Regions from separate parts of the Homo sapiens genome. Here region 1 is linked to region 2. Evidence: chromatin contacts called from ENCODE Hi-C data. All regions are on one chromosome and are shown on one strand. The core of a region is the stretch at or near the end of the contact, and the rest is flanking DNA. Distances in the headings are between cores, read along the strand shown. Region 1 has its middle 59 kb from the start of PRSS23. Region 2 holds the start of PRSS23-AS1 (PRSS23 antisense RNA 1).

The links. Hi-C counts contacts between places; a loop is a spot of excess contacts on that map.
Region 1: a loop to region 2 is called in a map of endothelial cell of umbilical vein, with 4 times the contacts of the local background. The contact joins the enhancer-like site here to the promoter of PRSS23-AS1 in region 2. A Hi-C loop is called at or near these places in 2 of 168 maps with a recorded cell type or tissue (cardiac septum and endothelial cell of umbilical vein).

What each region holds. Positions count from the first base shown.
Region 1 is chr11:86,738,833-86,743,603 of GRCh38, forward strand. No RefSeq gene overlaps it. Among named protein-coding and RNA genes, the nearest start is that of PRSS23, 59 kb to the right of the region's middle. RefSeq lists enhancers at 1,611-2,225, 1,795-2,089, 2,226-2,839. Within about 2 kb of position 1,924, at least 22 of the 41 ENCODE cell types and tissues checked have a DNase peak (open chromatin) inside an H3K27ac peak, as active enhancers do; they include endothelial cell of umbilical vein, where a contact is called at or near this core.
Region 2 is chr11:86,936,189-86,941,224 of GRCh38, forward strand. PRSS23-AS1 (PRSS23 antisense RNA 1) reads right to left here and starts at 2,297. Exons shown (of 4, transcript NR_187135.1): 1 at 2,212-2,297. It also overlaps a transcript of PRSS23 not described here. RefSeq lists an enhancer at 4,221-4,720.

The DNA.
Region 1 (4,771 bases), core at 674-3,173, 200 kb before region 2:
CTGCATGAGGACCATTTTCCACACCTCTACTCTTTCAACCCCAACCAATAAGCAGCACCCATTTCCCAGCCCCCTACCCACCAACTTGTGCATAAAACCCCTAAGCTCTGAGCCTTCAAGGAGACTGAATTGAGTGAGAATTCCAGTTCTCCTGTATGGGCTGGCCTTGTGTCGATTAAACTCTTTCTCTACTGCAATGCCCCAACCTCAGTGAACAGATTTTGACTGTGCAGAGGGCAGGAAGAACCCAACAGGCAATTACAACCTTGTGAAGTTGGTATTATTTTACAGATGAGTAGGAACTTAAGGCTCAGAGAAGTAAGGAGCATTGACCAAAGTCACAGATCCTATAAATGGCAGAGCTGGAATCTGTGTCTCCATGGTCTAAACTTCCTCCATTCCCTACTGACACGCTGTGCCCTGGAGACCCTAACCCTACAGCCACAGTTGATTGGACATCTGACATAAACAGCTAATCCATGGGGAGAACTGGGATGTCTGTGACCAGAACCAAATATGAGATCGGGGCCAATTTTGTTCCTCTCTTACGATTTTAGAGTCTGGAAAAATCATAGCCAGTTAGCTATGAAGCCAAAGGTTAATGAGATGGACTCAATACAGGGGCAGCCATTCTGAGCCATGGGCAAACTACAGTGAGGAGCACTGCAGGCAGGAGAAAAGGGAAGACAAGGCACCAAGAGACAGAGGGTGAGAGGGATCGGAGACAGAGACACAGAGCCAAAGAGAATGGAGCCTAGAGCTAGCCACCTTGGCTCCTGACAGAGTCTTGATTTTAGGCCCAAGGGGTCCTGGCTGCACTATGGCACCTATCCTTGGCTTCCTGTGAGGTCTCCATATTCTTACAATGATTCTTTCCACCTAAGCTCATGTGAATGGGCCTCTGTAGCAACCCCCAAAATTCTGATTTCAACAGCCTGATGCAAGAGCCACCTTACCATCTGACTGCAGGCCCCCATCTTCATTTACAATAACAGCCATACCCACCATGTGTCCCAGGACAGTTGACAAGCCAGAGTTTCCATAGGTCTAGTTCCTCATCTCTGTTGCTTTGATTAACCTGCCACTGCCACCATCCCTGAATAGAGAATATGTCTTCAGCCTCCAGGCCACTCCCTACCAGTCCCACCTTTCCTCCTATGGCCTATCTCCAGGTCTCTTGCCTTCATGGGTGCAACAACCACCTTCTCAGGTCACCAGACTGCAGCTCAAGGGATACCAAGGAGCAGGTGTTCAGCCCTGAACATTGCCTTCCATTCTCATTCCTAGAGGTCCCCAAAAAATGACCCCCCTCCTCCAATACCCAGATGTGGGTTTTTAGGAATTAATCTGGACATATAATAAAGAAAAACAGAGACAGTCTAATAAAGAGATGTAGACATGAGCAGACCCTGGCTTCTTGTCTAGATTCTCATCCTGACTGGCTGTGTTAACCTCAGGCAAGTTGGCCGATATCTCTGAGTCTTGGATTTCTTACCTACAGTGACAGGGAGGGTGGATAACATGAGAATGAGGCTCCTTCCCACTCTGACATTCTAAGATCCAAATTTAAATACCAATCAGTTCGATTGGCATTTAGAGAAGAGGATCCTAGATTCTTTCTGAAACGTGTGCTTTATCATCACACCTGTTCAGGCAGCAAGTATCAGCAAAGCACCTATAGCAGTGCAGACTGGATATGGAAAAGGAACTAAATTATCACAGAAGATAACAGCACACTAACTGAAGGTTCAGAAAAAAAGGGAGGGGGGCTTCATGTCTAAGAGAAGAAGGAAGGTGTGGGCAACTGTATGAACAGCAGAGGTGCAAGGGCATGTGCATTGCTGAAACAGCAGATTTCTAAGCATGTATCACAGCAGGCTGGGCTTGCAGGCTTTATTTAGGTAAAACTCCCATTGAGCTTCAGCTCCCAGTGCCCAGTCTGACTCAGAGCTTCAGAATTTTGTCCTGCAGTGCGATGAGTCATGGTGATGAAATTTCAAGAGAAAAGGACATTTTTAAAATTAGCTGTAAGATAGCAACTGGCTGTGCTTTTGCTCTGTAAGTGCCTTTTCCAGGTTATTTGAATTCCTCCTTTTTCAAGGCAACTGGAATGGTTGGGAATGGAGGCCCTGGAATAGGCCTCTCGTTTGCCTGCCCTTGGCCACTCAGATTCCCAAAACTCCAGGGCCTCTCAGTGCTTGCTCTTTTCAAGGAAGCAAGCCAAGGACTGGGGCACTGACCCTCAGGCCTGGTCTGCCCTTCACTCTTCCGCCTGATATCTTGTGGTTCTAAGAGAATGGAGTCCTCACAGGCCCCCAAGGCTAAGGTTGGGCTGGGCTGGGTTGACCACCCCAGCTAGAAGTTCCACCATTGAACAAAGATGGAGTGTGAGAGTCTCTTCTTACCCAACCTAATTCCTCTGACTGCACAAGCCCACTTTGTGCCTTTTGACCGCGCCTCCTCTCAGGGCAGGAAATCAAAGCTGACACTGGCTTTGCAGTTGGAATATTTCCATCAGGAATGAGATGTAAATGAACAATTTCTCCACTGTTTCCTGTACAACAGAGGGTTCTGTTGAGATTGGACAGGCGTGGCTCAGTTCCCTTCTTTTATTTACCCTGATGGAGAGCGTGTTCTCAATGTTTCCATCCCTCCTCAGGGATGTGCTGTCTAATGAGTATAATTGGGATTCCCCTCAACAAATCCAAATATTCAAAGAGCTACCCAGGTCTTTAGGGAATGTGAATGGAACTACAAGCAGGAACTATGAGCCCAGCCCAGCTGGTGAGATTCAAGAAGCTTCAAAAGGCCTAAATATATCTCCCTTTTGCCAAGTTCTTCCTATCAATATGCATATATTCATTTAGTCTTTCATTTAACAAGAATTGATTGCATACCAACCATATGGCATCACTGAGCTGGATATAGAGAATATTAACATAAATAAAATACAGCTGCTGCCACAAAGAACACATCTTTCAGTATGGAAATAGTGGTAAGCAATCAGTTATAATGCAAGATGGAGTGCTATCATAGAAGTGTATACAAAATATGAGATGCAGAAAGAAGGAATGGAAAGGTAGGGATGTGATCAGGCTCTAAGAGAAAAGTAAAGATGTGTATTAGTAATTAGGTCAACAAACCAAGAAAAACAGACAAAACCTTTTCTGGTTTGTATAACCAGTATGTTGAACAAGCATGACTCATGGCATAATAATACACTGTTGACTTCTCCTGTCCTGGACCTCTCCTGCCCCACTCTCTCTCTCTCTGCTGTTTCAGATCCAACACAGTTAAAGCCATGGGCAGGAGAAGAGGTAAAGCAATAGTACAGATTTGACTTGAGTCTGGTCTTTGGCCAAGGGAAGCATCCCCTGGGTGAGCCAGAGCAGCACTCTTCTCATAGGGGCCATGCCATGGGTTGCTCCCAAGTCCCTTTGTGGGACCTCTGTCCTGCAGTCACCTTGACCCTGACAGATGTGTCGCCATTCCTGGAGCCACTTGAGGCATTGAGGAGCAGCACATTTCCAATCTTCCTGCGAAAATCCCTTCACTTCTCTCACAGGCACTTTCAGAGAAGATCTAAGATGGCCCACAGAACGGTTCTCTTTCTGGTGTGTCCCACATCTAGTGCATAGGAAATGACCTTGAACAACTCTGGGAATGCATTCCAAACCCACCCAGCACACCTCCTGGTTCCTGAACCTAGACAGCAAGTTACTCCTCTCTCATCCTCTGCCCACAGCGGGCAGGAGCCAGGACCCAGTCATGGTCTGCTCTCCCAGACATTACTCAGGACTAGTTCTCTATGGTCCCTCGTGCAAGAAATATCTTTTCACGTTCTCCTGCAGCACCTCCATGCCTCCCTCTAAGGGAGAGGGCTGTAACAGCTCTCTCCAAAGGAATCTCTTCTCTAATTCTCTCTCCAAGCTGGTCCCTCTGACCCTTTCCTCTACTCTTGACCTGGCTGAGGGCCAAGACTGAAGGTACATGAGCCCTTTTCTTGAAAATCCACATCTTGGGGATATGTTGTCATGCTCATTTTTTTAATCTTGATATTGATCATATTTGGTATGTCAGGTGAACTAATGGCAAGAAGTAGCCCATTCCAAACATCTTATGTCCCATCGCTGAAACAACCCATACTGGGAATGGTGTCTCCCAGGATGCTCACCTGAGCTGTGTTCTGTTTGTAAGTAGGCAGAGGATGGAGACCTCTTGAAGACCTAATTGTTCCCAAGATATAGTCTATGCTCCCCATCACATAAACTTCTGAGCTCCTTGGTCAAATCCGAAATGAATTTTTCATACCAGAGTTTACCCAGAGGACTGTGGGGGTGGGGTTGTGACCTGGATGGAGGACCGGAAGCTGTCCCAGTTTACTCAGTGTAGCTCGGAAAGGACAGGTTTGAAGTGAATCCATGTTTCTTCACACAGATAATTTTTTCCTCTTCAGAGTACTGGTCCACTCTGACAGCCCGTTGCCACAGAGCACCACCCACAGAGCAGAGGATCCACACTCAGTATTACATAGCATCAGCAGAAACAGAGGCTGACCCCCTTGGTGAGGCCACTTCAGTTTCCTTGTTCTTGGGCCACCCATGAGCACCTCTGACAGTTTAAAAGATACTCTTACAAGCCAAAGGAGAGAAGTATAGCCCAGGATTCCCAGGATTCCCTGGGAGCCCAACAGTCAAACTCTGAGCCCTGCGTAGGCTGTGAAAACTGAGTCACAGGTTGGTGACTCACTGGCTTGAGACCACACCATGAG
Region 2 (5,036 bases), core at 1,047-3,546:
GGGGCTCTGTGTGGTGGCTTTTTCAGAGTAGCCCTGGCACCTAACCTAAAGAATATTAATATCATTTCTGGTAATGCCAATTACTTTATTTTTTTTTGAGATGGAGTTTTGCTCTTGTTGCCAGGCTAGAGTGCAATGGCACAATCTCAGCTCACCACAACCTCTGCCTCCCAGGTTCAAGTGATTCTCCTGCCTCAGCCTCCCGAGTAGCTGGGATTACAGGCATGTGACACCACACCTGGCTAATTTTGTATTTTTGGTAGAGACAAGGTTTCTCCATGTTGGTCAGGCTGGTCTCGAACTCCCGACCTCAGGTGATCCGACCACCTCGACCTCCCAAAGTGCTGGGATTACAGGCGTGAACCACAGCGCCCGGCCAGCCAATTACTTTTTTTAATGTGGGGAAAGGTATATAATCTTGCTGAAAGAGTTTTGCTCCGTGTGATGGTTCATACCTGTAATCCCAGTATTTTGGGAGGCTGAGGCAGGAGGATGGCTTGAGCCCAAGAGTTTGAGACCAGCCTGGGAAACAGAGACCCCTGTCTCTACAAAAAATACAAAAAATTAGCCAGGCATGGTGGTATGTACCTGTAGTAGGAGGCTGAGCTGGGAGGATCACTTGAGCCTGGGAGGTTGAGGCCACAGTAAGCCATGATCATGCCACTGCACTCCAGCCTGGGTGACAGAGTAAAGAAAAAAAAAAAAAAAGAGTTCTGGTCATACCCTTACACCCTTACTCTTACATTTAGAACATTTAGAACATTAATGCTGCATAAATGGAACATGTCCAAAAGCCTCTTAGGATGCAAGCCTCTTTTGAAATTGCAAACTGGGACCAGTACATGTGCCCTAATAGAGGGCAGTAGGAAAAAAAGCAAGAGCTTTGCAGCTGCTGGATTACGAACCTCTCTACTGAGGCACTAACTCCTATTAAGGTGTTAGCTCCTACTGACCCAGCAGAGGCTGAGTAAAGATTGTCATTTTGGTCAATGATTCTTAATCAGTGGTATTTAATCTTTTGAGATCACAGACCCCTTCTTTGAAAAGTATGAACCATCTCCCCAGAAAAAAGACAGGTGTATGTAAAATATTCTTGCATTCAATTGTAGACTCTCTGCCTTAGCCCTAGATTTTTTAAAACCATATTTTAAAGCATGGCTCCCCTAATTATAGAATTGTCAGAGGCGTCTGAACCAGAGCAACTCCATCTTGAGTAGGGGCTGGGTAAAATAAGGCTGAGACCTACTGGGCTGCATTCCCAGACGGTTAGGCATTCTAAGTCACAGGATGAGATAGGAGGTCAGCCAAGATACAGGTCATCAAGACCTTGCTGATAAAATAGGTTGCAGTAAAGAAGCCAGCTGAAGCCCACCAAAACCAAGATGGCCATGAGAGTGACCTCTGGTTGTCCTCACTGCTACACTCCCACCAGCACCATGACAGTTTACAGATGCCATGGCAATGTCAGGAAGTTACCCTATATGGTCTAAAAGGGGAGGCATGAATAATCCACCCCTTGTTTAGCATATAATCAAGAAATAACCATAAAAATAGGCAACCAGAAGCCTTCTGTCAGTGGAGTAGCCATTCTTTTATTCCTTTACTTTCTTAATAAACTTGCTTTCACTTTATGGACTCGCCTTTAATTCTTTCTTGCGTGAGATCCAGTAACCCTCTTTTGGGGTCTGGATCCGGACCCCTTTCTGGTAACAGAATCTTCCAGTGTTAGAACTAGACACAAACTTAGAGATGATTTTTGTGAAAGCACCTTATTCCTAGTGGTGTGAAAGCTGAGGTCATTTGGGATAATAAATGGTTCTGCACATTTTCAAAGAGCTAACCCTCATTGTCAACACTACCTTGAACTAGTTGCCCCACTCCTAATTTGCTCCTGTCAAAACACTGCAGCCAAATGCAACAATCCAGTGCCACAAATGGCTGCTGCCAGGATGTCAGTGAACATTTGTCGAGCACCCGAACCAGCATTGGGCGCAAGAACAGCTCTTGCCCTTGAGAAGCTCAAACACATCTAGAGGAGAAACAAACAAGAACAATATAATGTAATATAACACATGCAATTACAGATGTTTGAACTAGGTTCAGAGGTGCCCTAAAGGAAGGTGCTACAGGCTCTGCTTGATTGGATCATGCGAGGCTCCCAGAAGAGGAAACGTGTATGCAGGGACTTGAAGAAGAAGAGGAAACACTTACTCAGGGACTTGAAGAATGAGCAGAAGGGCCACGGAGTGAAAGAGCCTCCTGGCTCAGGAGTCCAGCATGCAGGAGCAGAGAACACTGAAACAGCCTGAGAACAGGAGGAGCTGGAAGTGGCTGGGATTGGCTAGAGCATAGGGTGTGTCTGAGGAAGAGGAATGATGTGGCTGGAAGAGAGGGGAAGAGCCAGACCTGAGGGTCTTGGATATCACTCTGAGGGGTTTGGACATAAAGAAGAATATCAGCCGATGTGATGGATTAAGGAGCTCCTTCCTGGGGGTGGTGCAAGGAGGCCAGATAGTCATCTGTCCTGGATGGCCTTCCGAGGGGCTGGGGGTAGGGGTGGGGTGGGGCTGGAGTGAGGGCAGCCTCTCTGAGATCCCTATCACCTCTCTCTTTAAAAATCAGCCACTGCCAAACACTAGAGAACCTAAGAAGGCCCCTGTAAAGCAGAAACGACAGGCAGTCAGCCTAGAGTACACCTTTAAAAAGTCAGTAAGACATATACACCAGAAAAGGACCATGCTTCTCCATTAAAAGATAGCCAAATGGGAGGAGGCCTTCTCAAAAATATAGGGAAATTTCTCACTTGATGTATTGATGTTTTTCCTCTGCAGAGCTTCACATTTTTCATCCATTCTTAAAATTGAGCCAGTTTAGCCCTAGGAGGTGGGCAGGCTCTGAGGAATCATCAATCAAGAGAAGAGAACATCGCCAGAAACACGTAAGGGAAACGTTTCCATGTCACTACTTCTCAGGATTCCTGGGCATTAAGGGTACTTAAGAAGTGCTTGTAAGGAGTGTGTTTTCTCCCAAGCAAACACATAAACAAAAAATTCTAATTACAGGGACACTGCATTGAGTCTGTCCTAAAGTTGTTCTGCCTGTATTCACCACTAGGTGTCATTAGAGCCCTCTTTTAAAAGAAACAAAGCTTCAAAAAACACTGACCTCAGGAGAATAATTTTTCCAGTGTTCCTATTTCTCAGTTAAAAAAAAAAATATATATATATATATATATATATTTTTTAACATGAGTAAAAATTGCAAATGTTCAGGACTTAGCTCTTGAATGGCTACTAAAGATTATAATTCCTCAGACTACCTGCAAATATCATGAGTCTTACAGAATCACAATACATTTTTATTGAAATATCCATGGTAAATATACATCTTACAGGAAATTCCATTGCGTTTACACTATTTATTTAATAGAAATAATCTCTGGGATTATTTGCATTTATTTCTGAAGGAGGATGTTTTTCCTTCCTGAGAATAAGTTCAGGAAATGGGTGAAATGTTCAGGAAGTTAGCTAAATGCTGATGTAAATCCAAAAGGAAGGTCTGTTGTTGTTTCTTTCTTTTTTTTTTTTTAAAGGGGTGGGTGGGGGGGACACACAAAAATGCTAGGAAGTGGTTCTCTCATTCACTTATGGAAAAATGTTATACTGAATTTCTGATTTAAAAGGAAGAGGATTAGAAAAAAATGTGGGCCCATGATATGGTTTTCTGTAGATCTGGTTAGGCAATTCACAGTAGTTAGCAAAGAAAACTGTGTCAAGAAACAAAATCTACATGGGAGACATGACTTGGATTCAGTTTGTCCTAAATTAAACCTTTACTATGAAATTTGAATCGGCTACTCTAAGAAATAAGTCGTGTTAGAAAACTCTGAGTCCCGAAGAGCTGGTGGGGCCCCTTAGCACTACATAAACAACTAAATGCTACCCTCTCCTCCCAAGGACCCTGTCCCCTCCACTAACAGTGTCATGCTGACCCTCGGACTGCAAGGGGGAGTCTGAATGCAGTGAAACTCAAGATCTCCAGGGCTACTTGGTCAGTGTTGCAAGCTGCCGTGGCCTCTGGCGTTATTTATCTTTAGTTTGCAACGTAGGGGTGTGCTGTATCGGGTGTGCAGAGCAAACAGAAACTCCTTGCCTCTGAAACACTGGCATTTTAGAAAGCAAAGATTCGGCTCATTGACCAGAGCTACAGAGGACACAATTTGTTGTGGCTTCTCTGAAAATCACCCCCTCCTTTCCATCTCTCTGCTACCACCTTCATTCAGGCCTTCATGGTTTCTCATCCAAACCGGTCTTCCTGTCTCCTGCTTGCCTTCTTCCCAGCCCACAGTCCACACGGCAGACAGAGCAAGCTATGTAAAAACACCAACAGGGACATGAACCTTCCTTGCTTTCAAACTTTTGCCGACTCCCCTGTGCTGAGCGCAGGAGAGAATACGGCCTCCAAGGCCTTTCATAACTTGGCCTCAGCCCACCTTCCCTCCCACTCCAAGAATCTCAGGCTCCAGTTACACTGAGCCACTCACTGCCCTACACCTCCTGCAGGCAACTCTCTGCCAAGTTTATTCACACATTTATCCTTTTCACTCTGGATACATGAGGAGGACTGACCATGTACTGTACTTCTTTTAACTTCTATAGAGCAATCTCTTTGTATTTATACAATTATGACAACAGTAGTAAGAGAAGAAGGTTCAGAGGATACAAGGTAACACACCTACATAAACGACCTACTGGGTACAAATATTGTAAATCAACATAGGCCTAGAAAAGGTGGTCAGATGCTGAATTTTGACTAAATACCTCCGATGGCACATAATGAGTAAGTTTCAATTTTTATATTTTACATTCTGAATTCTGGGGGTGGTTTTGATGGGCAGACCAAGTTTTAAATGAGTTATGGTCTTTGGGATCCTCACTTCTCTCTTTTTCTTCTTCCCTCCACCTTCCCTACATATTTACATCAGCAGATGTGTCCTTTGAGGGGTCAAATGGTGAGACGACAGCAGTTTAGGAACT